2 separate regions of the Homo sapiens genome follow, and region 2 is linked to region 1. Evidence: read pairs that join two places in POLR2A ChIA-PET (ENCODE). Cell type or tissue: PC-9. All regions are shown on one strand. Each heading gives the region's core, and the rest is flanking DNA. Links, peaks and the distances in the headings are about the cores only. Region 1 holds the start of CAMK1 (calcium/calmodulin dependent protein kinase I). Region 2 overlaps SETD5 (SET domain containing 5).

Region 1 (15,173 bases), core at 6,910-9,409:
GAAGCAGTGTTTTAGAACAGGTTCTTAAAAAGGAACAAATAAACTCATTTAACTAAAGTTAACTGATTAAAGAGGATTTGCTAGGGTATTCTTTCCACATCTGTTTGCTTTCTCTGGGAGAATAAGAAGTCATAAGTCAAAGAAAAGCATCTCTCGTGGTGAAATTTCAATCCTCAGGGATAATTAGTTACTGTAGTAACCTCATCACTGGTTTCCAGTCTTGTCCCTCTCCAATTTACCCTCCAAGCTGTGGCCAGAGTGACTATCCTGAATTGCACACCTGCCAAAAAGTCTTAAGTGTCTCCCGGTGGCCTATGGGACAATATCCAGCCTCCCTGGCCTGGCTTCCAAAACCCTACACAAACTGTCCCACTTTCATCTCCAGCCCCTTTTTCCACTCTCCCCCCAGCCTGTGATTTTAAGCTCCATCACACTCTACCTCTCTCCACATAGAACCATGCCTCTAAGCCTTTGTTTATGCTATTCCTTCTGCCTGGAATGTCCTTCTTCCTCTCTGACAAGTGCACACCTACCCATCCTTCAGTCCCCAGCTCTAATGCCCCATTCTCCAGGAAGTTTTCCCCCAGGCAGAAGGCACAGCTCTCTCTGGGCTCCACAAAGCCCTCAATCCCAACCTTAATTGGAGCACAGCACACACCCTGTTGTCATTTTCTGTAGGTCTGTCTCTTGCACATGTCTGGGATCAACTTGAAGGGCAGAGACCAGGTTTGAGTTATTTCTGCATTCCCAGCACCAAGAACAGAGCCATCTCCAGCCTCAGTTCCCAAACCTAGGCTAGAACACTTAGCTCTTGGCAGCAAGTTAAATGGACTGACTGGCACCTTCATTCTCTCGACTTCTTTCTCTTCAAGAACCCAGGGCTATTGGGAGAGCAGCCCGTGTCCCACCCACTGTCATCCAGAAGTGAAAAGCTGGGGACAGTTTAGGCCCTAGATAGTGCTGCCACAGGGCCTGGGCTGTGGGAAACAGGAAGCATTAATTGACCAGAGGAAGCCCCACCCTGGACTCAGCCTCCCTCAGCCATCCAGCACCCAATCCTGCCCTGGACTCACGTGCCCAGAACATCTCGGAAGTCGTAGATGTCTCTAATGTCCTCCGCCTGCTTCCACCTGGGGCCTTCCACTGCCCCCAGCATGGCCCACTGCCCCCCGACCACAGCCAGGGCTCCTGTAAGGAGAATGGAAGGAGGAGACTCAGCAGAGCCCAGCCCTCTGTCTGGGAATTTACTGCAGGCCCCATTCAGTCATTCAACCTGCATTTATTCATCCTTGATTCATCCATTTGACAAAATCATTCAACAAACATTCATTTGTTTATTCAACATTCAGCAAATTCTCATGCCTAGAGAAAAACCTTTCACAGTGGCAGCAAAATTCTTTATTTAACAAAGTCATGCATTCATTCATTCATTTATTCTAGTTCTCTTCCCAGTTTTCCCCCTATCCAAATCCAAGCACCTAGGGAAACCCTGACTTCTGGCAGTACAACAGATAAACCCCCAGAGCAGCTGGTAGAAGCCTGGAGGATCCCCCTGTCCCCAGAACCAGTGATGTCCCCGCCCCACCCTGGGGATTGCTGGGGTGTCTCCTTTCCCTCCTCCTTCCCCCGACTCCCCGGCCTCTCCGAAATCAGGTTTCCAGCAGCCTGGGCTTCCAGCAACATCTCAGCCACATTTTTAAATAGCTCTTTCTGCACTGTTACCACAGCAACAACAGCCACAGCTGGAGCTCCCCAGACCTCTCCCTCCTGACTCCCCATCTGGGTCCCGGGAGCATGAGAAATGGTCCTGCTCACTCTGTCCCTTCCTGGCCCCATCTAACCCTATCCAGCCTGGCCCTTCCTCTGCTGAGGTCTGTCTCATCCAGCAGGAGAGGGTGGGAGTTCTCTCCCATTTATCAGATGAAGAATGGGGAGACTGAGGTTGGAGTTAGGTAGAGGCTGGCTCCAGAGGCCCTAATGACACCTGGCCTGGGGCCCCCAGCTAAGCTTGCTGAGGGCAAAGGCCATCGAATGGCCTTGGCTGGTACTTCCAATATGAAGCCAGAATGGGCCCCATTCAGAGAACACAGCCTCCCAACCCATCCACAGATGAGGCCAAAACAGAGCCCAGCATGCTTTGTGACCTCAGGGAGAGCACTTTCCTTCTCTCTTTTTCTCTAAGGGAGAATGAGGAGAAGGTGCCCTGACTAGGGCCTCTGGTGTGAGATTCCACTCCTGGAACAGGACCTTTTTCCCAGGGGACCCTGCCCACCCATCCAGGGGCAGAATCTTCTAGGAAAGGAGACTCGAGTGTAAGCTCTAGAGGCAGAGTCTGAAACCCACATGGAGGCCTACCAAATACAACCCTCACAGATCCACACACATCCCTGTAGCAGACATGCCACACCAAGCCCCCTCCACAGCCCTGAACTCAAACACCTGCCTCCCAGATCCAGTACGCCTTGTATCCACATCCCGTGACACCTGATCATACATGTACTCCCAGACATCAGCACACATGTCCACACCACACAGTGCCCCAGACAGCCCTGCACCCGAACACCTGCCTGTCCATCCAAACATCCCTCACCCAGCTCCCTCTTACACCCCAAAACACACATCCACCCGCACCCACACAAGATGACACCCAGACACACACACACACACCCTCATATACCAGACGTACCCTACACCCTCCAGCTCCTCTACCCCATCCCCTGGAAGCTCCTGTATTCCAAACCAAACCCCAAGTCCTTACACACCTAACTCCAAACATCCTCAGTACACAATTGTACACCCCCTCCTAACTCTGACTTAAGACCCTGAGAGCCAAATACCAGCACACAAAACACGTGGACACCCCTCTGGAACAAAAAACACACAGATTCCCAGATCCTCCACCCATGTCTGACCCACACGCCTGTCCTAAGACAGTACACTCCGCAAGCCCCCCCACCCCATGGATACCTCCAAATGCCCACGCCCTTCCAGTCAGGCCCAGCTGAAGGCGCTCACACAGGCCCCCTTCTCTATTACCCACTCAGTGTCCCATAGGCCCGCCTGGCACCTGCTGGGCCTGGGACAGAGGTGGAGAAAGGCCCAGCCCTGCCCCTCAGGGTCCAGCCCGCCCGGGAGAGTGCCCAGTGGCCACTCCTTGGGAAAGGATACCCAGAGGCTAGGGGCTCCCACCGCCCCCACGCAGCGCCCAGGGGTGCAGGGATGGGGGGCCCGGCTGTACCTGCGGCTGCCCCGCCGCGGGGCTGGCTGGGAGGCCCGCGGTGGTTGGCGCCGAGCTGTGGCCGCGGTCCTCACCGCTGCGTGCCTGGGCCACCCGCCCGCGCTCTTGCTGGAGCTGGGGCTCGGCTCGGCTCGGCGGCTCTCTCCGCCCGCCTGCGGCTCTGATGTCAGTGGAGGTGGAGCCTGCGGCGGAGGGACCCGGGATTGGGAGGCGAGGCACCGCTCCAAGGCTGGGGAAGGGGCACGGGTGGAGGCCATCTCCCTGCTTCTGGTCAGAGATCTCCTGCTGGACGCTTCCCGCCCTTGGTCTTAAGCGGGGTCCATTTCACAGAGGGGACAACTGAGGCCCGGAGAGATGATTTTCAAATCAGCGGGTGGTCGGAAGCAAAGCAGGATTCGAACCCCGTCTGTCTGAAGCTAGAGGCCGGCCAAACTCACCCTGTGGCCTGGTGGATTTTCTTTCAGACCAGTTCTGCGACCTCCCTTAGGGCTCTGTCTCCCTTCTCCGTGCCCTGAAGGGAAACAGGCCCTGGAACTGCACGGGAGTCTGGTGGGGGATGGGGGAGTGAGGGAGTGGGGAAGGACCGGGCAAGACTAGGCAATGAAGAGAGTGGAGGTGGTCGCAGGGTGTGGGCCCCACTTGACAGGTGGGAAGACTGAGGCCCCGGTTCCTCTGCAAGATGGAGCTGAGGCTTCAGCCCCAGACACTTGCTCCTCAGAGCGGGTGGTGGTGCCTAGAGGTATTGGGGGCAGAGGGAATTGGGGAGGAGGAAGTTAAATCGGGATCCTGAAGGAAACAGGCCAAAAAGGACCGAGGTGTCACGTGACTGGCGGGGCTCCAGAGTTTGATGGCTGGGGTCCAGGTTAGGGGAGAGAGCCTGCAACTAGGACGGCAGGCAAGAGGCCAAAGGTCGGTTTGCTCAAGGCCTTCCTTGGGAAGAAATTTGGTGCCGAGTGGAAAGAGGGGGCGGGGGGAGCAACTCGCAGGAATTGGGGATGGGGCTGAACTGGGGGCAGCCGGAGGAGGCACGTTGCTTGGGACCCCACTCCACCTCCAAGGGCCTCCAAGTGCCACTCCCTACTCCTGAATTCTTGCATGTTCCAGCTGGTGATGGGGAGAGAACAGTGCTTATGCCCAGCTCATTTCCTTTTTCTCTTTCTTTCTTTCTTTTTTCTTTCTTTCTCTTCTTCTTTTTTTCTTTTTCTTTTTTTTTTAAGACAGGGTCTTGCTCTGTCACCCAGGCTGGAGTGCAATGGCATGATCACGGCCCACTGCAGCCTCAAACTCCTGGGCTCAAGTCATCTTCCTACCTCAGCCTCCCATGTAGATGGGACTACAGGTGCGTGCCACCACACCTGGCTTTTTTATTTTTTGTAGAGATGGGGATCTCACTATATTGCCCAGGCTGGTCTCAAACTCCTGGGCTCAAGCAATCCTCCCCAATCAGCTTCCCAAGGTTCTGGAATTACAGGCATGAGCCACTGCACCTGGCCAATTTATTATGCCCATCTTACAGATGAGAGAGGAAGATAGCTGAGGTTCCTGGAAAGGCTTTGGAGTCTAACTGATCCTGGTCATGCTTTACCTCTCCGAACCTCAGTTTCTTACTCGGGAACATGGGAATATTGAAGATTGACTCAGAGTTCTGAGAATTCTATGATATAATGATATGAAGTGCCTAGAACACTATTCAAAACATGAGAGCTAGACTCAGTGTAAACTGAGACTCAGAGAGAGGACTTGATTTGGCCAGGGATGAGGGGTTAAGGGATCCATCTTCCAAATCTCAGTATCTCAGACTCCTTAGTTCATGGAAAAATACATTTCCTGCTCAGGGCTGAGCCCCCACTCTCCCCTATACCCACCAAGCACACCCACTGAGCTAGGGGTTCTTTTACCACAAATTCCTGTTCATCTTGATGACAACACCCCCTGGGTGATAAGATGACCTCTGTCCTTTCGAGGACTTGTACAACTTCTTTTTTTTTTTTTTTTTTTTTTTTTTGAGACAGTCTCCCTCTGTTGCCCAGGCTGGAGTGCAATGGTGCCATCTCGCCTCACTGCAACCTCCGCCTCCTGGGTTCAAGCAATTCTCCTGCCTCAGCCTCCCAAGTATCTGGGACTACAGGCGTGAACCAACACGCCCAACTAATTTTTGTATTTTTAGTAGAGATGGGGGTTTCACCATGTTGGTCAGGCTGGTCTCGAACTCCTGACCTCAGGTGATCCACCTGCCTCAGCCTCCCAAAGTGCTGGAATTACAGGCATGAGCTACCGCGCCCAGCTGACTTGTACAGCTTCTATGGTGTGCTTTACATTTTTCCTGCTTTTGAGCATTTCTGAGAGGCCTCGTGTTTTCTTTTCTTTAACAAACACATTATCTTTACTTTCTTAGTATTTCTATTGAACAAGTGATACATGGTCATTGCAGGAAAATTCCATAATGTATTGAAAACACACACAGACTAACTGATGAGATTCTTTCGCTTCCCAAGTGACAGAATGCCAACCTAAACCAGCTTCATCCAAGAGGAATCTATAGTTCACAATAGCTGGCACAAGATTGCAGGAAAAACACCAGAGATTAGGGGCTTGGAGACTGGAACTGGAGATGTAGTACTCATAGGATTTGCTTTCTCTGTCTTCCCTCCTCTCTCCTTGTCTTGATTTTTCTTCACACGTTGGCCTCTTTTTCTCTCCAGAGTGAACTTCTAGTTGGCAGGAAACATGGAGTGAGGCAGCCCCAGCTTTCCAATTAAACACAGTGGAAGGAAAGCATCCTCCCAATTTCCTATCTCATTCTCAGGGAAGGACTCTGGCTCTGCTTGAGTGATAGAGTGACATGTTCACCCCTTGGCCTCCAAAACTGTTGCCAGGAGAATTAGGGTGCTATATTGAGCAAGTGTACTGTAATGGGCAGCCATAAGGAATGGAAGAGGTATCTTGTCCAAAGGAATTAGGGGTGCGAGGGAGGCAAGAATAACACAACACTCTCAGCCGGGCCCCCACCAACCAGAGACAACCAGTGTTCACATTTTTAGTACAATTCTTCCAGATTTTTTGGATGCGTATACATATACATCCTTCTGCAGCCCCCAGTCCCGATGAGCACATTTCAAAGTACTAATCAAAAAGTGAGTGAAGGGCCAGGCGTGGGGAGGCCAAGGTGGGCAGATCATCTGAGGTCAGGAGTTTAAGACCAGCCTGGCCAACGTGGTGAAACCCTGTCTCTACTAAAAATACAAAAATTAGCTGGGTGTGGTGGCATGCACCTGTATCCCCAGCCACTTGGGACGCTGAGGCAGGAGAATTGCTTGAACCCAGGAGATGGAAGTTGCAGTGAGCTGAGATTGCACCATTGTACTCCAGCCTGGGTGACACGGCAAGACTACATCTCAAAAAAAAAAAAAAAAAGTGGCTGGGTGCGGTGGCTAACGCCTATAATTCCAGCACCTTGGGAGGCTGAGGCGGGTGGATCATGAGGTCAGGAGATCGAGACCATCCTGGCTAACATGGTGAAACCCTGTTATCTTTTGTATTTCTACTAAAGATACAAAAAATTAGCCAGGCGTGGTGGCGGGCGCCTGTAGTCCCAGCTAATCAGGAGGCTGAGGCAGGAGAATGGCGTGGACCCGGGAGGCAGAGCTTGCAGTGAGCAGAGACCACGCGCCACTGCACTCCAGCCTGGGCGACAGAGCGAGACTCCGTCTCAAAAATAAATAAATGAATAATAATTTAAAAAAAGGTGAGTCAAGGAAAGTCAAATGTTCTCAGGGAAAAGGGGGATGATCTTTTCTTCTTTTTTTTTTTTTTGAATGGCTAAACAGTGCAGACATCTCCATCAATTCTTTTATTTATTTATTTATTTATTATTTTTTTGAGACAGGGCCTCACTCTGTCACCCAGGCTGTGGTGCAGCGGCGCCATCATGGCTCACTGCAGCCTTGACTTCCCAGGCTGGAGTGATCATCCCACCTCAGCCTCCGGAGTAGCTGGGGCTGCAGGTGTGTACCACCATACCTGGCTAATTTTTTTTAGTTTTTTATTTTTTGTAGATATCGGGTCTCTACTCCCTCTGTTGCCCAGACTTCTCTGGAACTCTGGAATCAAGTGATCCTCCTGCTTGGGTCTCCCAGAGTGCCGGGATTATAGGCGTGAGCCAGTATGGCTGGCCTCCATGAATTCTTGAACCTGACAGAAAAGAAGCTATTGAAAGAGTGAGTAGTTAACTAAGATTAGAGAAAATGGAAGAAATAACAAGGAAAAGATGGACAGGTTTATTTTTTAAAATTCTTTGGCTGGGCGTGGTGACTCACTCCTGAATCCCAGCACTTTGGGAGGCCAAGGCAGAAGGATCACCTGAGGTCAGGAGTTCAAGACCAGCCTGGGCAACATAGTGAAACCCCATCTCTACTAAAAATACAAAAATTAGCCAGGTGTGGTGGCGCATGCCTGTAGTCCCAGCTACTCGGGAGGCTGATGCAGGAGAATCACTTGAACCTGGTAGGCGGAGACTGCATTGAGCTGAGATTGCACCATTGCACTCCAGCCAGAATGACAGAGCCAGACTCTGTCTCAAAAAAAAAAAAAAAAAAAACAAAACTTTAACTTTTGTTACTTTTTTTTAACTTTTTTTCAAAAAGTGAAAACCCTACTCTACTCCGAAATGGTAGCCAAAAATGAAAGGCAAACTTCAGACTGGGGAAATGTTTTGTAGACAATGGCTTAATATATTTATTATATAAACAGCACACAGGATTGATAACAAACAGTAAGAACCTAATAAATGGTCAAAGGATACAGATAAAACACAGTAAACACAGGACATTTTGTATCTCACTAGTGATACAAAAAAGTACAAAATAGAAGGTCATTTGCAGCCTTTCAAATTTGAAGTTTAAAAAGCTGGTAACACTGAAGGCTGATGTTGATGTGAGGAATGAGTAGTCCTACATTCTGGTGGGAAAATGATTTGCTAAAGATCCTTTGGAAAGCAATTTGGCAATATGCATCAAAGGCTTAAATAATGTCGAGGCCTTTTGATTCAGGGACTCCTCTTCTGGCAATCAATTTCAGAGAAGTAATCCTAAATTAGGACAAGGCTATATGCTCCAAGATGTTTGAGTAATTTTTTTTTTTTTTTTGGCTGGGCTCATGCCTATAATCCCAGCACTTTGGGAGGCCGAGGCAGGAGGATCACTTGAGCCCAGGAGTTCTCACCAACATGGTGAGACCCTGTCTCTACTAAAAATACAAAAATTAGCTGGGCGTGGTGGCACACGCCTGTAACCCCAGCTACTCGGGAGGTTGAGGCAGGAGAATCACTTGAACCTGGGAGGCTGAGGTTGCAGTGATTTAGATTATGCCACTGCACTCCAGCCTGGGCAACAGAGCAAGACCCTGTCTCAAAAAAAAACCCCAAAAAAACAAAAAACAATATGCCCTGAGCTTTTGATTAAAGGTTTTGATAAGAAATCACCATGTGAAACTTAATTTCCATTTGCTATCAAATGTATGGAGAGTATTTTCAATGTATGATTCCAGTTTCCACATGAGATATTACTGAAACAGATTTTGGAGGACATCTACCAGTCTGCCACATTCCACATCTCACTTGTATTTCTTTGCACCAACTTCACCCTCACTCCCTCTCATTAGTCCAGCCTCTATGCTGCTCTGAGAGTGCTTTCTGCTCACAAACCACCAGTGGCTCCCTGTTACTTCAGAATGTGATTCTCAAACTTTAATATGCACCAGGAATCACCTAGAAGGCATGTTATATATAATGTAAGGCTATGCCCCATACCCAGAGGTTTTTTTTTTTTTTTGAGACAGTCTCACTCTGTCGCCCAGGCTTGAGTGCAGTGGTGTGATCTCTGCTCACTGTAACCTCCACCTTCCAGGTTCAAGCAATTCTCCTGCCTCAGCCTCCCAAGTAGCTGGGATTACAGGTGCGTGCCACCATGCCTGGCTACGTTTTGTATTTTTAGTAGAGACAGGGTTTCACCATATTGGCCAGGCTGGTCTTGAACTCCTGACCTCAGATGATCCGCCTTCCTTGGCCTCCCAAAGTGCTGGGATTACAGGTGTGAGCCACGGCGCCTGACTATACACCCAGAGCTGTTGATTCAGTAGGTCTGTGGCCTGAGAATTTGCATTTTTATCAATTTCCTAAGTGATGCTGTTGCTGGCAGTCCAGGGACCACACTTGGAGCACCATTGTCTAGAGAATAAAGTCCATGCTCCTTAATCTGCCATTCAAACCCTTGCCCAGCCTGGTCTTCAACCTACTTTCTAGCTTCATCTCTTATCCTTTCCTTTCCCCTCCACACACCCAGGGCTCCAGTCACACTGCAGTTCTTACTTCTCTCTAAGCAGGCCAGCTGTTCACACCTCTGTGCCTTGCTCCTTTTGTCTGGAATGTTATCTTCTGCCCAGCAATTTTCTTTCCACATCCTCCCTGAAGCCTTTCCTGACCCTCTAAGCTGTTGTTAAGTCTTTCTCTGCCCCAGGTCCCTGCCAACTTTGCACAGTCTTCTTTTTTCTTTTTTCTTTTCTTTTTTTTTTTTTTTTTTTGAGATGAAGTCTCGCTCTGTTACCCAGGCTGGAGTGCAGTGGCGCGATCTCGGCTCACTGCAAGCTCCGCCTCCCGGGTTCACGCCATGCTCCTGCCTCAGCCTCCTGAGTAGCTGGGACTACAGGTGCCCGCCACCACGCCCGGCTAATTTGTTGTATTTTTAGTAGCGAAGGGGTTTCACCATGTTAGCCAGGATAGTCTCGATCTCCTGACCTCGTGATCCGCCCGCCTCGGCCTCCCAAAGTGCTGGGATTACAGGCGTGAGCCACCGTGCCCGGCCTGCAGTCTTCTTATTGCTCTTGCGGCCTAGTGTTTTGATTGTCTGTCTAGTGTGTCCCCATTTCTGGAGCCTTAGTCACCTCCATAGCTCTCAGCCATGGTGACAGGGTCACTGAATGAGGGAACAAAAGTATAATGAAGAAGTGGAGGTGTGTGGATGGAGTGAATAAGTGAATAGGGTAATTAGGTAGGTGAAGAGAAGAAATGGGGAGTTTATTGATACCTAAACGAGTGAGTTACAGTCCACTGGACTTGGTTCTTTCCATTGAGTCCTGAGCCCCAGGCCAAGAAATAAATTTACTCCCCGACCACATTTCCACAAAGCTCCTGCCATCACTTTCTTTTCAGCAGGAGCCAACTGGGACCCAGAGCACTTGGTGCCCAGAGTACTCAGGAGCAGACAGGGGCTGGGGACCCACTGTGGGTCAGAGCTCACCCTCCCCGTTCTCACTCACCCTGGTGTTGCTGAAAGTCAGCTGTAAGGCATTTGGAACTCTGGGGAGACCATGATGTGCAAGACAGATGCTTTCTAGGGCCAAGACACAAAAGGCTTTGCCTCCAAACTAGTGATAAGGAATCAGAATTGTTTTGAATTAAATTTGGAGACTTGAGGTACTGGAACTAATCCGCCCTCCTCATGACAACCCAGCTTCCTCCACACTCATAAAGGAGGCATCTTTTGGCTCCAGCAGACACTGATATGATTGTAAGAACTCTGCCAGGGATGGTGCTACCTGGGGGCAGCAACTATTCCTGCATCAAGGCTGCATGGCCTCAGCAAGGCACAGCATCTCTTTGAGTCTCTGTGTCATCTGCAGGCTGGAATATTACTCTCCTTGGAGGTGCATGGTAAGCATCAGATAGGAGGGGTGGGTAAAGGGCCTGGCACAGTGCCAGGCAGATAGTAGGTATGCAACAGAGAACAGCTAGAGTGCTCATGACTGATCCTTGAAAGTTAAGTTTCTTCTCTGGTGAACCAGGCCCAGTCGGTCTTCTAGGGTTCTTCTTTCTATTTATATCTGTCTTCCTTCTTTCACAATTCCATCCAATTTTGGGATGTCAGCTCTCATCCCACCTCCTCCACAAAACTGTCTCTGTTCTTGGAACTCTCTACCAACAACGCCCACCATACTTATGGTGTGGCCCAGTGAACATGGAAGTGAGTGGTTAAGAGGAGGGGGGTCTTCAAGCAGAGCTGCCATATATGGCTGCACAGGTTGGGCACTGCCCAAGTATAGGGAGTACCATTCACATACACTGTAATGGGAGTGGGGCCCCAGTGAGTTGTAATGAAGAGGCTCTCTCTGTAAGCCAAATGGCCTGAGTTTGAATGTTGGCTCAACCACTCAATTGCTTGACAAAGCAAGGTATGTAACCTCCTAAGCCTCAGTTTCCTCATCTGTAAATGGGATGTTATTATGGGGTAGCTGATACCTACCCCATAATATTAGGTAGTTGAATGAGTTCAGAACAATGCCTGGTGCATACTAACATTTACTGAGCCCTTCATTGCATTATCATTATGATTAGAGTTGGTTTCTCATCATTGCATGTGTGGGTGTCTTTTCTCTCTGAGAAGGCTGTGAGCAACCTGGGGACAATGAGTCACTGAGAAATTGCAGCAGCTTGGCCCAGCACCTAGTGGGAGGCAGGGCCTCATGCTGTCCTCTCTCTCAGGATCCTACTTCATCTTTCTTTTTGCCAAAATTCACTTGTAATAGGCCTTTTTTAGTTACAAATCACAAAACTCTAAAGCAAACTAGTTTAAGCCAAAAGAAGCCTTTGTGGGCTGATATATGTGGGAAGTCTAAGGGAGGATCCGGTGGCTTCAAGAATAGCTGGATGCAGCACTTCTCCATCTCCTGGCTCTGCTTTTCTGAGCTGGCTTTATTCTCAAGCAGGTTTTTCCCCATGGGAGGAGAGCAGGTCACTGGGGTAGACTGAGTTTATAGTCTATGGCTTATGGTCCAACAAGAAGTGGAACTCTCCTCTCAGCATCCACAGAGCAATCTTATGGAGGGCCTCGAGTGACCCAGCTTGGGTTACATGCCTGCTTCTGGGACTAATCATTGTGGCTAGAGGGATTGGCACTTGACTGGCCAAGCTGGGGTCATGTGTGCACCCTAGTTTGGCAGTTGGACAAGAACCATGTGTGATGGGGAAGGAACATTTCTCCAACAGAGAGGTGCTGGGTATACGAGAATGTTGGCCATGTTCGCCCTCCTTCTTTATGGCTCAGTTCATAGGTCACTTCCTTAGGGAATCTTACCCTCCCTTCTCTCCTGCGTGGACCTCAACCTTCCCACAGTAAATTGCAAATTATTCCCTGATTCTCTCAGACCAGTCTGGGAACAACTTGAGGCAGGTACCAGAGCATATTTATTCATCTGTGTCCCTTAGGCCAAGCTTCCTGCCCCAGCTGTGGAAGAGACGTTGTCGGTGGTCTATCTAGCACTCACTTCCCTGTTTCCTACTCAGATCTTGTTGGGTTTTACTCTCTCTCCACCACCTTGATGGAGTAGCAAACTCCACTCTGACTGGCATAAAGCCATTACAGTCTCCTTTGCCACAGTGACTGAGGAATGGGCATGTGAGACTGAGTTTGGGCCACTGAAACATGATGGTATCTGGGAAAAGGCTTCTTGCTTCTGTAGATGGGCCATGGAAGCCCGCTGGCTCCGGCTCCCTCCTGTGCTGGATGTAAATGAGGAAGCATCTGGCCCCAACTGCTCCACTGCCACACTACAGCCAGAGAAGGACTCACCTTAGGCAGAGGTCGACACTGTGGAGGGCAGTGTGGTGACCCCTAAGAAACCTGGACCCTTGGGGGAGGGGGGAGGGAAAGCATTAGGAGATATACCTAATGTAAATGACGAGTTAATGGGTGCAGCACACCAACATGGCACATGTATACATATGTAACAAACCTGCACGTTGTACACATGTACCCTAGAACTTAAATTAAAAAAAAAAGAAACCTGGACCCTTGATGACCCTGAAGAATTGCTAGATTGGCTAACCGTGAAGGCCACTCTGTCCCAGGACTGCCCATCCTGCAGCCAACACATTTCCTTACTGTGAATCCACTTTGAGCTGGGGGGGCATTGTTACGTGCAGCCACAAGTATCCTCAGAAAGAGGTACTCAGAAAGTTCTCCCTGACTGAATGCCATGGGTTAGTGGCCATGGGCTGAGAGCCACCAAGCATACCCCCCACAAACCTTACCACCCACACTGGTTCCTTCCTCCCCACTGTAACAGACATTCAAAGACTGGATGCTTTTTTTGAAAAACCACAGCAGTCACTTTATTCTTAAGTTTGCACTTTACAAAACCACAAGGGAGAAGTCCTTGAAGGGGAGACAGGGGTAGGGGATTAGGGAGTGGGGGATGGTAAAGAGGGGAAGAGGAAGACCCAGAAACGAAGTCCCCTCCAACCCCATCTCGGGGACCAAGCAGAGACTAGGCCTCAGGCTAGCCCAGCAGGGCTTCCTGTGTCCTGGTTGTACAGAGCTAGGCCAAAAGACCTCAGGGGAAGGGCCACGGCCCTCTAGAGACTGCCGCCATTTGAGGGACAGCCACAGGCCAATGTTTCCTGTGCCCAAAGAAGGAAGTGGGCCTCCCTTCCCCTCCCCTAGGCCAGATAATCAGCCTGAGGCAGGGGTGAGGGCTACCCATCCAGCAGCTTCAGGATGCTCTCACGCTCCTTCAGAGTCTTCCAGGCCTGGTCCTTTTCTTTCTTGGTGGGAGTCCGCTTCTTCTGCCGGGCAGCCATGATCTTGCGAAAGGCGTCCATGACCTCGTTGTCAGCCATGCGCACCCGCTGCCTCAGCTCCTGCCGGCTCACCTCCTCCTTTGCCAGCCTGTGGGGACCAGCCAGCCAGGTGCCAGGGTCAGCCCACCTCCAGAGAACAACCCCTCCCTCTTCAAGACCGAGCCTACCCACCAGCCCAGGCTGGCATGCCTGTGGATTGTGTCATACAGTCGTGACCAAAAAGCAGTTACTGACCTACACTTACATGGCACTATCTTAAGCTCCTGAAAAATATTAACTCATGTTGATCACGGGGGAGGCTGTGCACATGTGGGGACAGGGAGATACGGGAATTCTCTGTACCTTTCTCTCAATTTTGTTGTGAACTTAAAACTGCTCTAGAAGAATAAAGTCTTGGCTGCACATGGGGGTTCACATCTGCAGTCCCAGCACTTTGGGAGCCCAAGGCAGAAGGATCACTTGAGCCCAGGAGTTCGAGACCAGTCTGAGCAACATAGTGAGACTGTCTCTACAAAAAATTTAAAAAATTAGCTGGGTGTGGTAGTGCACACCTGTAGTCCCAACTCCAAGGGAGCTGAGGATTGCTTGAGGCCAGGAGTTCAAGGTTACAGTGAACTATGATCATGCCACTACACTCCAGTCTGGGCAACAGAGCGTGACTGTGTCTTCAAAAAAAAAAAGGTCTTAAAAATATACACAGTAGGCTGGGCAAAGTAGCTCATGCCTGTAATCCCAGCGCTTTGGGAGATGGAGGCAGGAAGATCACTTGAAGCCAGGAGTTGAGACCAACCTCGGCAACAGAGTAAGACCCTGTCTCTAAAATATATATATATATACATACACACACACAAACACACACACACAGGCACACCCACTCTCTCTCTCTGTCTTTCAGTTAATCCTAACAACCCTGCAAAATATGTACTATTATTCATATGTTACCCGTGAGGAAAATGAGGCTCAAAGATGATCCCAGGATCCCACAGTTAGTGAGGGGGAGATCTGGAGCAGGCTGGGGCCAAACTCTTGTTTTTAAACACTGTTGTTTCAGGTGTTCCGGTGCCAGCAGAAGGCCTGCTTACGTCGGCATCTGCATTCCAGAGCCCCCTAAGGTCTAGGCAGCCTGAGGCTGACAGGAGGTGGGTGAGACACCAGATCAATCTCTCTGAACAGGGTCTGATTTATACATTTCATCGATGGTGGAGCTGGAAGGTCACTTAGTGATTGAGTCCAGCCTGCCAGTTTTCCAGAAGGGGAAGGAGATGCTCAGGTCAGGGGCTGCTTAAGGCCTTGCAGCTGCTCTGC
Region 2 (15,173 bases), core at 8,067-10,566, 360 kb before region 1:
ACAGAACAATATGATTACTGGAAAGTGGCTTTTTGTTTTGTTTTCTCATGTCTTTTTGCCCTTAGGGTATATCCCTTTAGAGATAGAGATAGTCATGCCTCACTTGATGAGGATATTTTCTGAGAAATGTGTTGTCAGGTGATTTCGTCATTGTGTGAACATCTAGAATGTACTAACATAAACCTAGATGGTACACCTAAGCTATATGGTATAGCCCATTGCTCTTAGGCTACAAATCTGTGCAGCATGTGACCACTGGATACTATACGCAGTTGTAACACAGTGGTAAGCATTTGTGTATCTGAAAATGGAAAAGATAAAGTAAACATACGGTATAAAAGATAAAAAATGGTACACCTTTGTAGGGCAGCTCCATTACAGTCTTATGGGATCATTATCATATGTGGTCCATCCTTGACTGAAATGTCGTTATGTGGCACATGACCATATATAGTCAGATTACAGTATTTTGAAATCCCCCTTAGAATAGTTCTCTATGGTTGTGCCACCAGTTTGATACACAGTGAGGTTAATTTGTTACATTTTACTTTCAGATTTTTCAGGGATTAGGTTTTGTTTTATGATTATGTAAAATACTTAAATGGTTAATAAGTGAAATTTACGAAGCTGGGTATAATCAGAAAAATTGAGCTTCTATCCTAGTGTCTTCCAGCTGGTTCTCTCCCTGTCCCTGTATGTTAGACTCAACAGAGTCATCATGAATTTTCAGAGTGATGTTTTGTCGATACTTCCCCTTTTAGCAGAAGAAGCATTTAGGTTAGTTCATTTACTAAAACTATTTCCTTCTAGATTTTTCACTAACTAATATTTTTACACTGTAGAAGAGGAATGTGGAAATTTCTGTTCTTTCTTTTTTGGAACCAGAATTTCTTGGCTTAATACAAGCAGTTTGAGATAAGAAACTTTCTCCAGTAAAAATTCTCTTTTTTTTTTTCTTTTTTTTCTTTTTTTTGAGATGGAGTCTCGCTCTGTTTCGCAGGCTGGAGTGCAGTGGCATGATCTCAGCTCACTGCAACCTAGGCGTCCCAGGTTGAAGCAATTCTCCTGTCTCAGCCTCCCAAGTAGCTGGGACTACAGGTGCCTGCCACCACGCCCAGCTAATTTTTATATTTTTAGTAGAGACAGGGTTTCACCTTGTTGTTCAGGCTGGTCTTGAACTCCTAACTTCAGGTGAGCCACCGCACCTGGCCAAAATTCTCTCTCTTGAAATGCCAGACCATGTTTGTCTCTGGGAATTTCAGGTACACTTGGGACACTGGTGCTACTTGAAGTGTAGAGAGCTCATCAGTTAACATTTCTTGAATGGTTTGCCCTTAGACCTGAAATGTATGTTATTTAGAAAGGATGTCATATATTTTTTAACTTTGTCATTTAAAATCCAAGTTATTTGATTTTATGTGTTTTAAATAAAATATTAAAACTTTAAAAGTCTTGTACCTGTTAAATGTTTTATCCTTCCTAATTACAGTATCTTAAAGTTATCACATTTCAGCAATACGTCACTTTCTAATGACTAATATAGTCTTTAAAAATACTAAATCAAGATATACCAAAGGTGAAGAAATAGTGATTAAGAATGTGAGGATTCTAGCTGTGGTTTTCTTGCTTTGGCTTTGGCCAAGATGAGTTTAATTCTTTGGTCTAATAGGAATAATACTTTTCTCCTAAACATTATGAGCATTATTTGAGTTAATGCATGAAAAGTGGTTAAAGGAACAGTGGCTGGTGCAACATAAGCATCCAGTAAATGCTGCCTTTATTTTGGAAGTGGTTATTGTTACGAGTATTTGATCAGTTCTCTAAACTCTGTCTGAACTTTACTTAGAATTAGTAATGTTCATATGCTGTAAATAACACCTGATTTTCAATACTTCATTGGTTATATGAAAAGAACCAACTGTTAACAAAGGAATAATTGGTATCTAGTTAAAATTTGAGGCCTCTGACTTCACAAGTATACCAGTGCTTACTATATAAATATAATCACATTTAAAAATTTAATAAAGAAAGTTTTAAGGAAGTAAGTCTCCTTTTCAGGATCCAGGGTCCTTTACAAACACTGGATCCTGAAATTGTATTATTTGTTGTGGCTTTAGGGTATTGTGTATGCTGACCAGAGTCACAGGTGGTTTTTTTGTTTGTTTAACACTAGAATTTTGAGATACATTTGTCTTTACATGCCCTCAAAGTAAGTTATATAACACCAGATTGTTCATTAGTTCAGGTTTGATTTTTTTGTTGTTGTTTTTTGTTTTTCTTTTTAATACTCTGGGGTTGGAGTGAGGTTGTAGAGTGCTATAAGGAATTCCTATTAGAAGATAGTATTTTAGATATGGGCATTCTAGGAAAGGACAAAATGGTACACTAAAGTTATCTTCCCTTTTCCCCCACCACCAAAAAAATAAGGAGCAAACTACAGTGCACAGTTTTGGGTTTTTTTTTTTTTTTTTTTTTTTTTTTTTTAAAGAGACAAGGTCCTACTCTGTCGCCCAGGCTAGAGTGCAGTAGCACAATCATTGTTCATTGTAACCTTGAACCACTGGGCTCAAGCAGTCCTCCCACCTCAACCTCCAGTGTAGCTAGGACTACAGGTATGTGCTACCACACCCAGCTAATTTTTTAAAAAATATCTTGTACAGGTGGGGGTCTCACTGTGTTGCCCAGGCTGGTCTTGATTGAACTCCTGGCCTCAAGTGGTCTCATACCTCAGCCTCCCAAAGCTCTGGGTTTACAGGCATAAGCCATCAGGCCCAGCCCACATTTTGTTTTTTAAACAAGTCTTTATCTTTTGGAGATACATGCTGAAATATTTATGGATGAAATGAAATGTTATCTGGGGTTTGCTTTAGATAGAGAGGAGATAATAGATGAAACAATCAACTTATTAGTTGGTCATTGTCGATACTAGATAATGAATAAATGGACTTCTTTATACCATTTTACTTTCATACTTTATTTGAAACAAGGTCTTGCTATGTTGCCCAGCTGGCCTTGAACTCCTGGCCTCAAGAGATTCTCATGCCTCAGCCTCCCAGAGCTTTGGGATTACAGGCATGAACCACCATGCCCAGCCCATAATAGAAAGTTTTAAATTTTAAAATAAAAGTATTCATAGACTTGGCTATCATGGATCCTGGTAAAGTAGACTAGTGAACATAATCAGATGTTTCAGTCTTTCCCTGTTGATACTGCTTGCCCTCTGAGCCCATTTCCTCTCCTGATCATCGCCTGCTATTTCCAATCAACAGAAAAAATAGAGTAGCCTACATATATAATGAGTTTATACTAAGAGGGAAATTTTAATATTATAAAGAAGTCTATACAGATTCTGGAGAGCATTCCTGAAGAGAAGATTGAGGAAGCAAATGGATTAATTAATGTAATAGTGTGTTCAGTGTGCAATAGGTAACATTTTATGATATGGTTGAATTTCTGAAAAGGTATCTTATAAATATCAGACCATATTTAAGGAGACTTCCACCTCTACTGATAAAATCTGCCCTTCTCTCTCCCCCTGACTTTATTGCTGCCCATCTGTAGTTTTGATCTTTTTTCTCTAGGATTCTTTGCCTAGAATTGCCATGGGCCTTCTGGATCTGGAACACGGATGAAGGAAGAGGATGAATGTTTTTCAGATGTTATCCCTTATGGGAGTAATTTGTAAATTCTAGCTTCTTCGGGTGGGGGGAGGCGGGGTGTGTGTGTGTGTGTGTGTGTGTGTGTGTGTGTGTATTATTTATTTATTTTTTTAAGTTAATTGGCCTCTTCCAGCAAAGAGTATACAGCAGAGACCTAGAAGTTTCATTTTTTGTTTGTTTTTGTTTTGTTTTGTTTTGTTTTTGAGACGGAGTCTGGCTCTGTCACCCAGGCTGGAGTGCAATGGTGTGATCTCTTCTCACTGCAACCTCTGCCTCCCGGGTTCAAGCAATTTTCCTACCTCAGCCTCCCAAGTAGCTGGGACTGCAGGCGCGCGCCACCACGCCCAGCTAATTTTTGTATTTTTAGTAGAGATGGGGTTTCACCATTTTGGCCAGGATGGTTTCCAACTCTTGACCTCGTGATCTGCCACCTTGGCCTCCCAAAGTGCTGGAATTACAGGTGTGAGCCACGGCTCCTGGCCAAGACCTAGAAGTTTTACGTCAAATTTTGTCTCTGCAGTTTTCTGAGGAATGAGTATATGTGCTCAAATAATAGCTAAGTATTAAGTCTGAAATATTCTAGAAAAACAGTCACAAAGTAGTTATGCCTAGGATGTTTTTGAATATTGGTACTAGAACAAATGGATTCCTACTAGATTTCCTTTTTACTTTCATATTCAGATGTAGGAAGAGTTGGAATTCAAAATGTGAAAAGCAGTCTTGAATCTCAGTAAATTCTTAAGAAATTCTTAATTCATTGAAGAGCCATTGGTCGTGTGTGTTTTTTGGGGAGTGTGTGTGTGTGTTGTTGTTGTTAAGAATTCGGGGATGAGTATGAGGCTATCATTGCTTCTACAAGGCAACTTAATGATAGTTTGCTGCTTGGCACAACAGGTGAAAGGGCCTTTCTAGAGCAGGGATCTTGGTTTCCCTTTTTCCCACCTAGTAGTATCATTCCATGTATTTACCAGGATATACATTGTTTAGTCCTGTCTTGGCTAAATAGGTAATGGTCCTTAAGGACATAAAATGGAAGGATATTGTGCAGAAGAATTACTAGTTCTCCGTAGTGTATTTTTTTACTGTATTCTCCTCATCAACAGATGGAAAATTTTTAAACTTAGAAGAAAAAACAAGTGTTTTTCTCCAAAAGATTGAGAACCACTGCTTTTAAGTTATTAATGGAGGTCTTCAATGGATTTGTTAAAAATCTGGAGCATGGATTTTTTTTTTTTAATTTTTTTGTTATTGGTTACTGAGTATTGGAAAAGGAAATACAGTATTCAAAAACAGTAATGTTCAGGATTTGGAACTATTTTACTCAGGAAAAAATAAGTTTATAAATAGACATTTTAATGAAAAGGAAAATAGCAAATTTATGGAAATCTGAGATAGTCTGTGTTTTGCTTCACTCTGTTTAGTGCTAGAATTCTGGACTTTGTTTGGGGTCAAACTCTGATATGACAGGAAAACTAACAGATGATTAAAAGAGACAGTAACATAAATGGGAAAGTTTAAATATGGTATATGGTTTTAATTATATTTTGTATAAGAAAGCAGTTTATACCAGTTGTATTCCTAACTAAAAAGTACTATTTTATCAGTTTCCTGGGACTAATTTATTATAAGTTAATTAATGACATGAGCATTTTGGCCCAAATACAGTTGAAATGTTCATTGAAACTGGATCAAAGATGAGCATATGTGTCAAGGCTTTAAAATCATTTTTCATATTAAGATTTCCAGAGAAAGTTTTTGTAATATATAAGTTAAATATTTTTAATGCTTTAGATGACAGGAACTGTTGAAGGTCCTGGATCTCATAACAAGCCACTAGCTAGCTGATCCAAAGACATTTGGCCCCATGGGCTTCTAGGAAGACAAATGTGCTTACCATTTCAAAGATTTTATTTTGCTCAGTAACCTACTAGACATATATTAGTGTTTGTTTGAGTTGGTCGTTGTCTTCCATTGCTGTTATTTTATTATTATTATTTTTTTAATTTTAGAGACAGGATCTCCTTGTCACCCAGGCTGGAGTGCAGTGGCACAGTCATAGCTCACTGCAGTCTCAACTCTTAATTAGGCTCAAGGGATCGGGATCCTCCCACCTCAGCCTCTTAAATAGCTTGGACTACAGGTATGCACCACCACTCCTGGCTGTCTTATTGTGTTGCCCAGGGTGGCCTCAAAACTCCTGGCCTCAAGTGATTCTCCTAAGTCAGCCTCCCAAAGCGCTAGGATACAGGTGTGAGCCACCCTGCCCAGCCCCATTGCTGTTGAACTTTTTTTTTTTTTTAAAGACAGGCTCTGGTTCTGTTGCCCAGGCTGGAGTGCAGCAGCGCAATCTCAGTTCACTGCAAGCCACCCACCGAGCTCAAGCCATCCTCCCACCTCAGCCTCCTGAGTAGCTGGGACTATAGGTGTGCACCACCATGCCTGGCTACTTTCTTTGTAATTTTTTTGTGGTTCAAATAGGAATCTTCCACGTGCATCCAAAATATTTTTGGTTTGTGACACTCAGTGTTATTATTGACTCATTTTTCCATTGGAAGGTGTGCCTCAGAGTGGGTGAGCCTTTTTGCCCTCAGTCTTCTGTCAGCACTCTAAGACTCCAAGTACTCTAAGAGATTGCTCACTAAAAATAAGAACAGCTGGCCATCTACCTCAAATGTGAGCCGTCACTTTTGTGATATAATCAGTCCTTATCTTTAGTACACAGATTTATGGAATATCACACTCACTGTCTGCCTGCTTTGGGGTGTTTCTCCTGTGTCATTCATTTTTGTATATTGGCATATAGCAAATATAGGAATGCTGTGTCGCAGCTGTGGGTCATGTATGTACTTGCAGTTAGCTCTTGCTCCCAAGAATGCAAGAAATTTATCAACAAACTCGTGTCATAAAAATAGTTTACAGTGATTTTTTTCTTAAAATATTTCAATGATTAAGACTTTTTTTAATAACCACAAGTGTATAATTGTAAAACCTAAGCATTACTCAGCAAATCTAGCAATTGTTGAATTGCATAAGCTTCTTGTTCATTGGAACTTTTGCTAAAGAATTATGACCTTTGATTTCTTATCACCATGACCTATCATTATGATAAACATGCCCCTCTTATGTATCCTTATACCCATTATAAGGATAAACAAGGGATAGCTCCACCCACCAGATGTCATAGACACAACTGGTATTTTGGGGATTTTGCTGTAGACTAATCCTGGAAGGAAGAGAGGTTATAGATAAAATAAGATTGGCCATGAATTGATTGTTGATTAAAGCTGGGTAGGGAACATTGGGTTTTCTCTGGTTTTATATTTATTTGAAGTTTTTCACCATAAAGTTTTTTTTTTTTAAGATAAAAAATAAAAGCATGAATAGTGTAAACAAAGTTTTGAAGGAGAAGGAAACAGGTTAGTAGCTAATTAACAAAAATGTTCTTGTTCCATTCAGGCACAGGAGTTTGGACTAGCCCAATAAGCATTAAGGAAACCATTATTTGTAGATTTCAGATAATGCAATGATAGTAACCAAAGTTATGCTCTAGAAGGGATAACATCATGGAAGAATATAGAGTAGATTGGAGGGTTCACACCCCAGAGGTAGTGAGACCAGTTCACTGCTATTATATAATGCTACCTTGAAATCATAGGGAGGCGACTGATGTGGTTTGCTAAAAGTCTCCAAAAATTTCAAAGGAGAATAGCTCTTCAGTCAGGTGCTAGTGCCAGCACAACAAAAAAGAGGGTTTTTTCCCTCATTTGGCCAGGGCATGGATTTGGACCATGTGGGTGTCATAATGGAGTATACCAAGTGATTTTGTTCCTATGATGAAAGTGAAGTCCATATTTTGTCTCCTGTCTTTTAGTAAATCAGTATAGATAAGTCTTTTTTTTTTTTTTCCCCCCGAGACGGAGTCTCGCTCTATCGCCCAGGCTGGAGTGCAGTGGCGTGATCTCCACTCACTGCGAGCTCCGCCTCCCGGGTTCACGCCATTCTCCTGCCTCAGCCTCCCAAGTAGCTGAGACTACAGGCGCCCACCACCATGCCCAGCTAATTTTTCGTATTTTTAGTAGAGACGGGGTTTCACCATGTTAGCCAGGATGGTCTCGATCTCCTGACCTCGTGATCCGCCCGCCTCGGCCTCCCAAAGTGCTGGGATTATAGGCGGGATCCACTGCGCCTGGCCAAGTCTTTTTTTTTTTTTAATTATTTTATTCTTTATTTTTTTCCCCACATATTCTAAAATAAGTCTCTTACAGTGTCTAGGTTTCTTTCCAAAGGTGATTAAAAATGAAGCATCATATTTTAAACTTCTGAGGCAGAACTGCTAGAACAAGAGTTTTGTTTTTTTTTTTTTTTTGAGACGGAGTCTTGCTCTGTCGCACAGGCTGGAGTGCAGTGGCGCGATCTCGGCTCACTGCAGGCTCCGCCTCCCGGGTTCACGCCATTCTCCTGCCTCAGCCTCCCGAATAGCTGGGACTACAGGCGCCTGCCACCGCTCCCGGCTAATTTTTTTTTTTTTTGTATTTTTAGTAGAGACGGAGTTTCACCGTGTTAGCCACGATGGTCTCGATCTCCTGACCTTGTGATCCTCCCGCCTCGGCTTCCCAAAGTGCTAGAACAGAGTTTTGATAATTTGTTTGAAACGAAGCACTCAAATCTTCTAGTTTATTTGCATTTGCAGTCAGACCTCTACAGATGCCAGCTAGATTACAGATGGCTAGCATAAGTTTTTTTCATTACAGAAAGAAGAAATTTAGAGCTTAGTGCGGTCTATTAAAAGAATTAAAGGTTATGTCAAAGGACAACTATAAGAAAGTACTTTGGTTCTGAATATTGCTTCAGCTAGGGTTTATTTTGAAGCTCCTAGCCCAAATTTGTAGAAATGCAACTAAGATCTAATATTTAGTGTGTAAGAACTTTACAGGACATCCAGTCAGTAGTAGTCTTAAAAGTGAATCACATAGGCTGAAGCAGGCAGATCACCTGAGCCCAGGAGTTCAAGACCACCCTGGCCAACATGGTGAAACCCCGTCTCTACTAAAAATACAATAATCAGCTGGGTGTGGTGGTGGGCACCTATAATCCCAGCTACTCAGGAGGCTGAGACAAGAGAATTGCTTGAACCCGGGAGGTGGAGGTTGCAGTGAGCTGAGATCCTGCCATTGCACTCCAGCCTGAGCAACAAGAGCGAAACTCCGTCTCAAAAAAAAAAAAATGTGAATCACATACATAAACATTGGGAATTTGCAGATAACTTTCATTTTAGGGTTTCTAGAGCGCAGTGGTGTAATCTTGGCTCACTGCAACCTCCACCTCCTGGATTCAAGCGATTCTCCTGCCTCAGCCTCCCAAGTAGCTGGGATTACAGGTGTCCACCACTATGCCTGGCTGATTTTTGTATTTTTAGTAGAGACGGGGTTTCATCATCTTGGCCAGGCTGGTCTCAAACTCCTGACCTCAGGTGATCCACCCGCCTTGGCCTCCCAAAGTGCTGGGATTGCAGGCATGAGCCACCACACCCGGCCCACTTACAGGATTTTTCTCCCCCTTCATGGTTGTATAAATGCAGTACTTGGCACATAGGCAAACCTGAACAGTTTGCAAGTTGCCTACCCTTTTCTACTTTGGATAAAATAAACCTCTTAAAATAGCACTTAACATAGTAATATATGTATATTAATAGTAGTTACTTCATGTTTGTTGAATGAATGAATGAAAAAAGTAGCAAATCTACATAATATAAATCCCAAGACAGCCAGGAATTTTATCTGGACCTAATTGTCTTACATAGCACCAATTGGTACTTAATAAAAACAAGGCTGGGCATGGCAGTATGCGTCTGTGGTCCCAGCTACTTGGGAGGCTAAGGTGAGAGGATCGCTTGAGCCCAGGAGGTTGAGGTTGCGGTGAGCTGTGATTGCACCAAAGCACTCCAACCTGAGTGACAGACCCTGTCTCAAAAATAAAAATAAAAACAATTAGTTATAACTCAGATGTTGCTATCTAAGGTAAGTAGTAATTACTATAATAAACAAGCTATATATTAACATCTTAATTTTCTTTCCTCTGAACTTTACTACTGTAGGTGTGTAGTGAACTTCATACAAGTTAATCTTTTTGTAGCTCTATTTCTTCATTTCTGTTTGTTCATCGGTTGGAGAAATTTTGCTTAAATTAATGAAAGTAAAAATACAGATATTAATGGCTCATAAATGTGCACAACCCACTTCATCTATAGTAAGTAAAAGTGGCTCCCATTTTGGGGTTTGAAAATGAAGAAGATCTGAATTCACAGAGAGGAGGCACGTGTAGAGATATGAGAAGTTCTTTTCCTACTCTACTTTGGTACATTGGTCTCTAACACATGTTCTGAGCCTCAGAACACAGTAGAACAGAACCTTCAGAAAGTGTTGAGAGTATAACTCTTTAAAGAGGTTTAGTCAGTCTAAATTATTTGAGGGCATCATCTTTATTTGGTACTTAGAAGTCTAAAATCTTCCTGATTGTTGTTAAGGTTACAAAGAGTCTGTGTATTGTTGGTTAGTTGAGCAGTAAATACCTTTTTATCATTGTTAAATGGGTTGTAAATAAAATATTTTTCTTCAGTGTTAAAATAATTTATGATCACAATATTTAGATAATAATAATAATAATTCTGTTATTTATGATATGTAGTCTTATCCTACTGCCACTCCCCTCTTCTGCTCCACATACTACTAAGTATGACTTGGTCTCTATAATACGCACTAATTATGAAGTTTTTTACGGAGAAGGAAATTCTTAATATAGACTAGGATTTTTTTTCAGTTGTCTTTTAATGGCCTTTTATTCTAGTAAACTTAGATTTCTTATAGACATCGGTTTATTGTGCCGAGCTCAGTAGCTCCTAGAGGGAGTATAAATTTAGGCAAAGGAATCAAGGAATAAACTGGTATTGTAGAAGAGATGGGAGAAAAGGAAATTTTTATTTTTGCTTTAAATTACTAAATCATGATGTTTCCTGTCTCTCAGTGCTTACCCCAATCAGTGTTTCTCTCTTTTCTTTTTTCCTTTCAGTCCCGAACCCCTAAAATTCTTTGCTTGCATTAACTTGCTTCAGATTATAAGCCTAATTTTACTGTTCCAAATACATGAACTTTTCACTGTATCTCCAAGTGCTCTTTTAGAGTTCATCTCTTTGTTTTCCAGTAACTCATATTTGTTTCTTCTTATGCTTAACACTTCTCTCTCATTTTTTTTTTTCATGTTTCTCACATTTTTTCTTTCCACATTATCTGCTGTAGCAAACTTGAAATATATGCTTTTGGAGAAGAGTAAAAACAGTGTTTAGCCATATTCAGGTTATTAGCAGCAGCTCCTCTTTCTTCACATATACTTAAAGGGACCAGAAAGTTATTTAAGCTCTTACTTGCTACAAATGCTGTTCCATGTGCTCCTATGAGTCAGCACAACAGGTATTTTTTTTTTTTTTATTGTACAGATGAGAAAACTGAGACTTTGAGACATTCTATGAATTGCCTGAGCTAGTTGGCAGCAGTGCCAGGATTCATAGAAATTTGGAGCAGGAAGACAACACAATGAAGATTTTACTTTGAGGAATTTAGGGTTCATCTATGTAAAGTGATTTTTCTGAGGTCACTAATTATGTTGTAGGCTAGAACTCAAGTCTCCTAACTCCTAATATAGTGCCTTTTTTTTCTTTTCTTTTTTTATTTTTTTAGGAGATGGGTCTCACTATGTTGCCCAGGCTGGTCTTAAACTCCTGGGCTCAAGCAATCCTCCTGCCTCAGCCTCCCAAAGTGCTAGGATTACAGGTGCAAGCCACCGCACCTGGCCTCTAAGAGTGCTTTTTCCTAGCATACTTTTCTTCTCCTAAGGTAAAAGGCTGTTTGTCATGGTACAGCTACGGTGATTTTACTTGAGATATTTGACTTTGAGATGGAGATGAAGATAAGTATATAATGCAGCTGCCACATTCATTCTCATACAAGGTAAAGTCATTCAAAAGATAAATCGAAGAACTATAGATGTATTTAAGAAGAAATTCAGCCTATATGTAACAACAAAATTTTGAATAATCAAGTTCAGAAATTGGATTTTTAAAAACTTATTAGCTACTTTAACCCTTTTGAAATATTCCCAAAAAGTGTTTTCTCTTCCTGAGTTAAATTTATTCATTTATTGACCTATTAAAGATTTTTTTAGTGCTTCAGAGCTATTCTGTATATCTGTTCATTTTCGTTATTTAGTAGTATATAGAAGTAATAGATTGGGCTGAATAGATTTATTTCAGGATATATCTTAGATATTTGTGTTTTTTCATGAATCCCAGTTTAAGGGTTATTGCTTTCAAAAGGAAGAAATTTGGTTAGTCATGACTTTTGGCTAGTTGAAGTTTAGAGAAGTGCTTTATACAGGATCTTTTATTTAGTGAGAAAAAAATAACTTTTTATAATTTTATAATACTGTGTGAAAAACCTGATACCAAAACTTCTGAAAAAGAAACCAGGCCTAGGAGATGAGGATTCTAGGGAAGATTATTAAATTGAGGATATTTTTAAGTTAGATTCTAAATTAGTAAATCGTGGCTAATAAGATGAAAATAATCTGATCCTTTAGTAAGATCTGAAGTAATATTGTTGCCCTGCAAAAAAGTGGTTGTTATCAGCATACCTTATATGTCAGCCTAAGCAAGATTAGATTTTCTCTTTTCTCTGATAGATGCCAATATTTAACATTGACTTTTATCTACTTTCAAAAATATCTATGAAATATACTTTCTGTCTCTGAATTAGAGTGTATGTATATTTGTGTTTACTTGAAATGTTATAGCTGGATGATAGATTTCAGAGCAGTTTTTATGCTTAGGGAAGCCACTGCCTCCCAAAAAGGTTTTCTTATGAGAATGAGGAAAATAAGTATAAATTTTCATATTTATGTTATTACTATTGATGTGCTTGGATAATTGTATTTATAAAAGTAAAAAATGTTCAGTATTTTATCTGAAATTTAATAATGGATATTGTACAGCCTAAGGAATTAAAAGAAAAAGGACCCTTTGAGAAAATGGCTTGTTCTTATGTATCTTAATATATACTGTGTTCACTTTATGTTTTGTCAGACACTGAAATTGAGGAAGAGAGATTTTGGCGTTCTGTTGGTTTATGGAGAGAGTTGATCAGAGATTGCTCCTTGGCTGAGTTGCTGTCTGCATAGGCTGTTAACAATTGTTTCTCTGGCAGCAGATCTTGTTCATCAGGATTGCATCATTTCTGGGAGAATGGCCAAGGTCCACAGCCTCAATACAAAGACTGTCTGAAGCATATGAGGCCTGTTCTCTTTCTGAAGCGGCACTCCTCTTCCTGCCAGTCCTCTTCACAGGATTACTGAAGCAGACTTGTTCTGAATTTCTTTCGTTGGATTGGTTGTTTATTGGACTTTTGTCTGCCAGCTGCTTCCGCCTCACCTGTCTGATGCAATTTCTTCTTCTGAAATCTGTTGGAATTGTTCATAAAACACTTTTTGTTTGTCTTCTCTGTGAGTGACCAGGGAGATCATACAGGTCTTGTGCTTTCAGCAAGTCATATAGAGAAGAGACTGTCAGAATGATGATACAGAGACTGTTGGCCATTTCTGAAACCAATTAAAAAGATGGGGTAATTAAGAAACATTTCTGGCATGTTCTATTTAACATCCTTTTCCCTAGAAACTGTATGTAAATGGCACCTCCTAAAGAGAGTACTCGGTACTACTGGAAGATACAGGCTGTGTCTGTTTCTGAATCCAAGAACTTACTAGTGTTCCTGTGGATTCTGATGGATTGTTCTGGAAATAGTTAAATTAATAATAAATTGAAACTGTGATGCATTCATTTACCCCCTACTGTACACTCACATCTATTTCGCTGTTTTCCTCCTTTCCTTTTTTTCTTTCTTATTTGCTATTGCTTCTTCCTTGATTTACTTTATTTCTTCCTTCCTTTTACTGTTACTTTGATACTTTTATTTCTCTAATTCTGGGTGTACTATTTTAAATCGTTTCTAAAAAATAGTTTATTTTCCAGTTTTTTAAAATTAGAAATCATAAAACATCAACATAAATGAAATGCATGCGTTCTAATGCTTGGTAACTGGAATCCTATGAATAGCTCTTTTCATGTTTATGATATGTTAATCTTTAAGGTGTTAATAACTCTGGCTAGCGTTAAATTTGACTTTTAGGAAAAAACACCAGAGACTTAAAGGATACTGATCATTTTCCCTTCCTTTTTGGAAGGTAGAAAATTAATTTAAGCGCCATTTTTTAAGCATGTTTCCATTTGACCGCAAATAGAACTGACTCCTTTTTATCACTCTTTTTTATAGTAGGACAAGAAACTAGATGGTGTGGAATGAAGGGAAAGAAAGGAGTAATAAATATGGACTTGTAATTTAATGGGTGATGATGGCCCCTTGTCTGGCTGGACAGTTGTCGGACATCGGGTTAAAGAAAGAACTCTGAATTTGAGAAGTGTTCAGTGAAGAAGGGAAGCACCTTTTAGGAGAGAGAAAAAGAAGGGATCCCTTGGAAAATGAGATAATTCTAATTTGAAGGAAGAGGAAAAATTAGCCAGTGACATAAGTATTTACCATTTAAGTCAAATAATTTCCTTCTCTACCATCTCGTTTCTGGCTTTATGGAAAAATAAAAAATTAAAGGGCAAAAAATTCAGTGCCGGATGGACGTAGGGTGGTAAACGAGATAGTATAGATGTAGGATGATAAACAAGACAGTATACAGAAACATAATATAGCTGTAGAATTCCATTCTGTGTGTTCATCAATGTTATTTCTTTCTGTACTAATTTTTGTCTCAACTTTTTCTAGGTCTTCAGAACTACTAGCAGATAATTTGGGGGGACTTCATATTCAGAAGTCTATATAAAGGTGACTGACCCAAGTAAATCCTTTTAATTTCTGTTTTATTTTTTGCATTTTAATGACTGCTGGAATCATGTTGTAGTAAATTGTGATTATAATTTACTTAGCAGATATTTCTGGAACTTCTCTACGTGTCAGTTATTGTTTTGGCCATTGAAACTACAGCAGTGGATAAAAATCCCTGTTCTCATAGAGTTTATATTCTGGTAGGAAAAAACAAACAAATTATAATAAGAAAATACTGCATTTAGATGATCTGTTAAATGTTCCTCGGTTAACATTTTAATAGCTACATTTTACAGAGTTACTTAGGGAAGGAACTATTCTTAGGGTAATATTTGAGAAATTTGGGATTATTAACAGAATTTGAATTAAGAAGCCTCATCATTATTAAAGCATTAGTTAGAATGAGATGGTCAAGCTAACCTATTATGGTTGCTTTCATCAGAAGAATGAAACAGTCATGTTAAACTAGACACAAGGAAAATGGAATAATTTTTATGAAATAGAAATTTATAGTTACCGACAATGTTTCTTTTTTTTTTTTTTTTTTTTTTTGAGACAGAGTATCATTCTTGTTGTCCAT

The links. ChIA-PET counts read pairs that join two places held together with the same protein. Peaks named below come from ENCODE experiments on the same cell type or tissue, not always from the same donor. Only the 100,000 strongest peaks of a DNase experiment are listed, where the experiment ranks them.
Region 2: POLR2A ChIA-PET joins it to region 1 with 12 read pairs; 4 of 35 experiments call an interaction of 5 or more read pairs at or near these places.

What each region holds. Positions count from the first base shown.
Region 1 is chr3:9,766,594-9,781,766 of GRCh38, forward strand. It overlaps CAMK1 (calcium/calmodulin dependent protein kinase I), which reads right to left and starts at 3,354. Exons shown (of 12, transcript NM_003656.5): 1 at 3,239-3,354; 2 at 1,074-1,188. The coding sequence starts at 1,156. It overlaps TADA3 (transcriptional adaptor 3), which reads right to left. Exons shown (of 9, transcript NM_006354.5): 9 at 13,374-13,956. The coding sequence ends at 13,764. It also overlaps a transcript of OGG1 not described here. RefSeq lists a silencer at 3,125-3,304 and an enhancer at 11,552-11,846. In PC-9, for the core only: no CTCF peak of the experiment used is centred there; no DNase peak of the experiment used is centred there.
Region 2 is chr3:9,409,934-9,425,106 of GRCh38, forward strand. SETD5 (SET domain containing 5) reads left to right here. Exons shown (of 23, transcript NM_001080517.3): 2 at 14,534-14,593. Among named protein-coding and RNA genes, the nearest start is that of SETD5, 20 kb to the left of the region's middle. In PC-9, for the core only: no CTCF peak of the experiment used is centred there; no DNase peak of the experiment used is centred there; H3K27ac peaks cover 1,153 bases.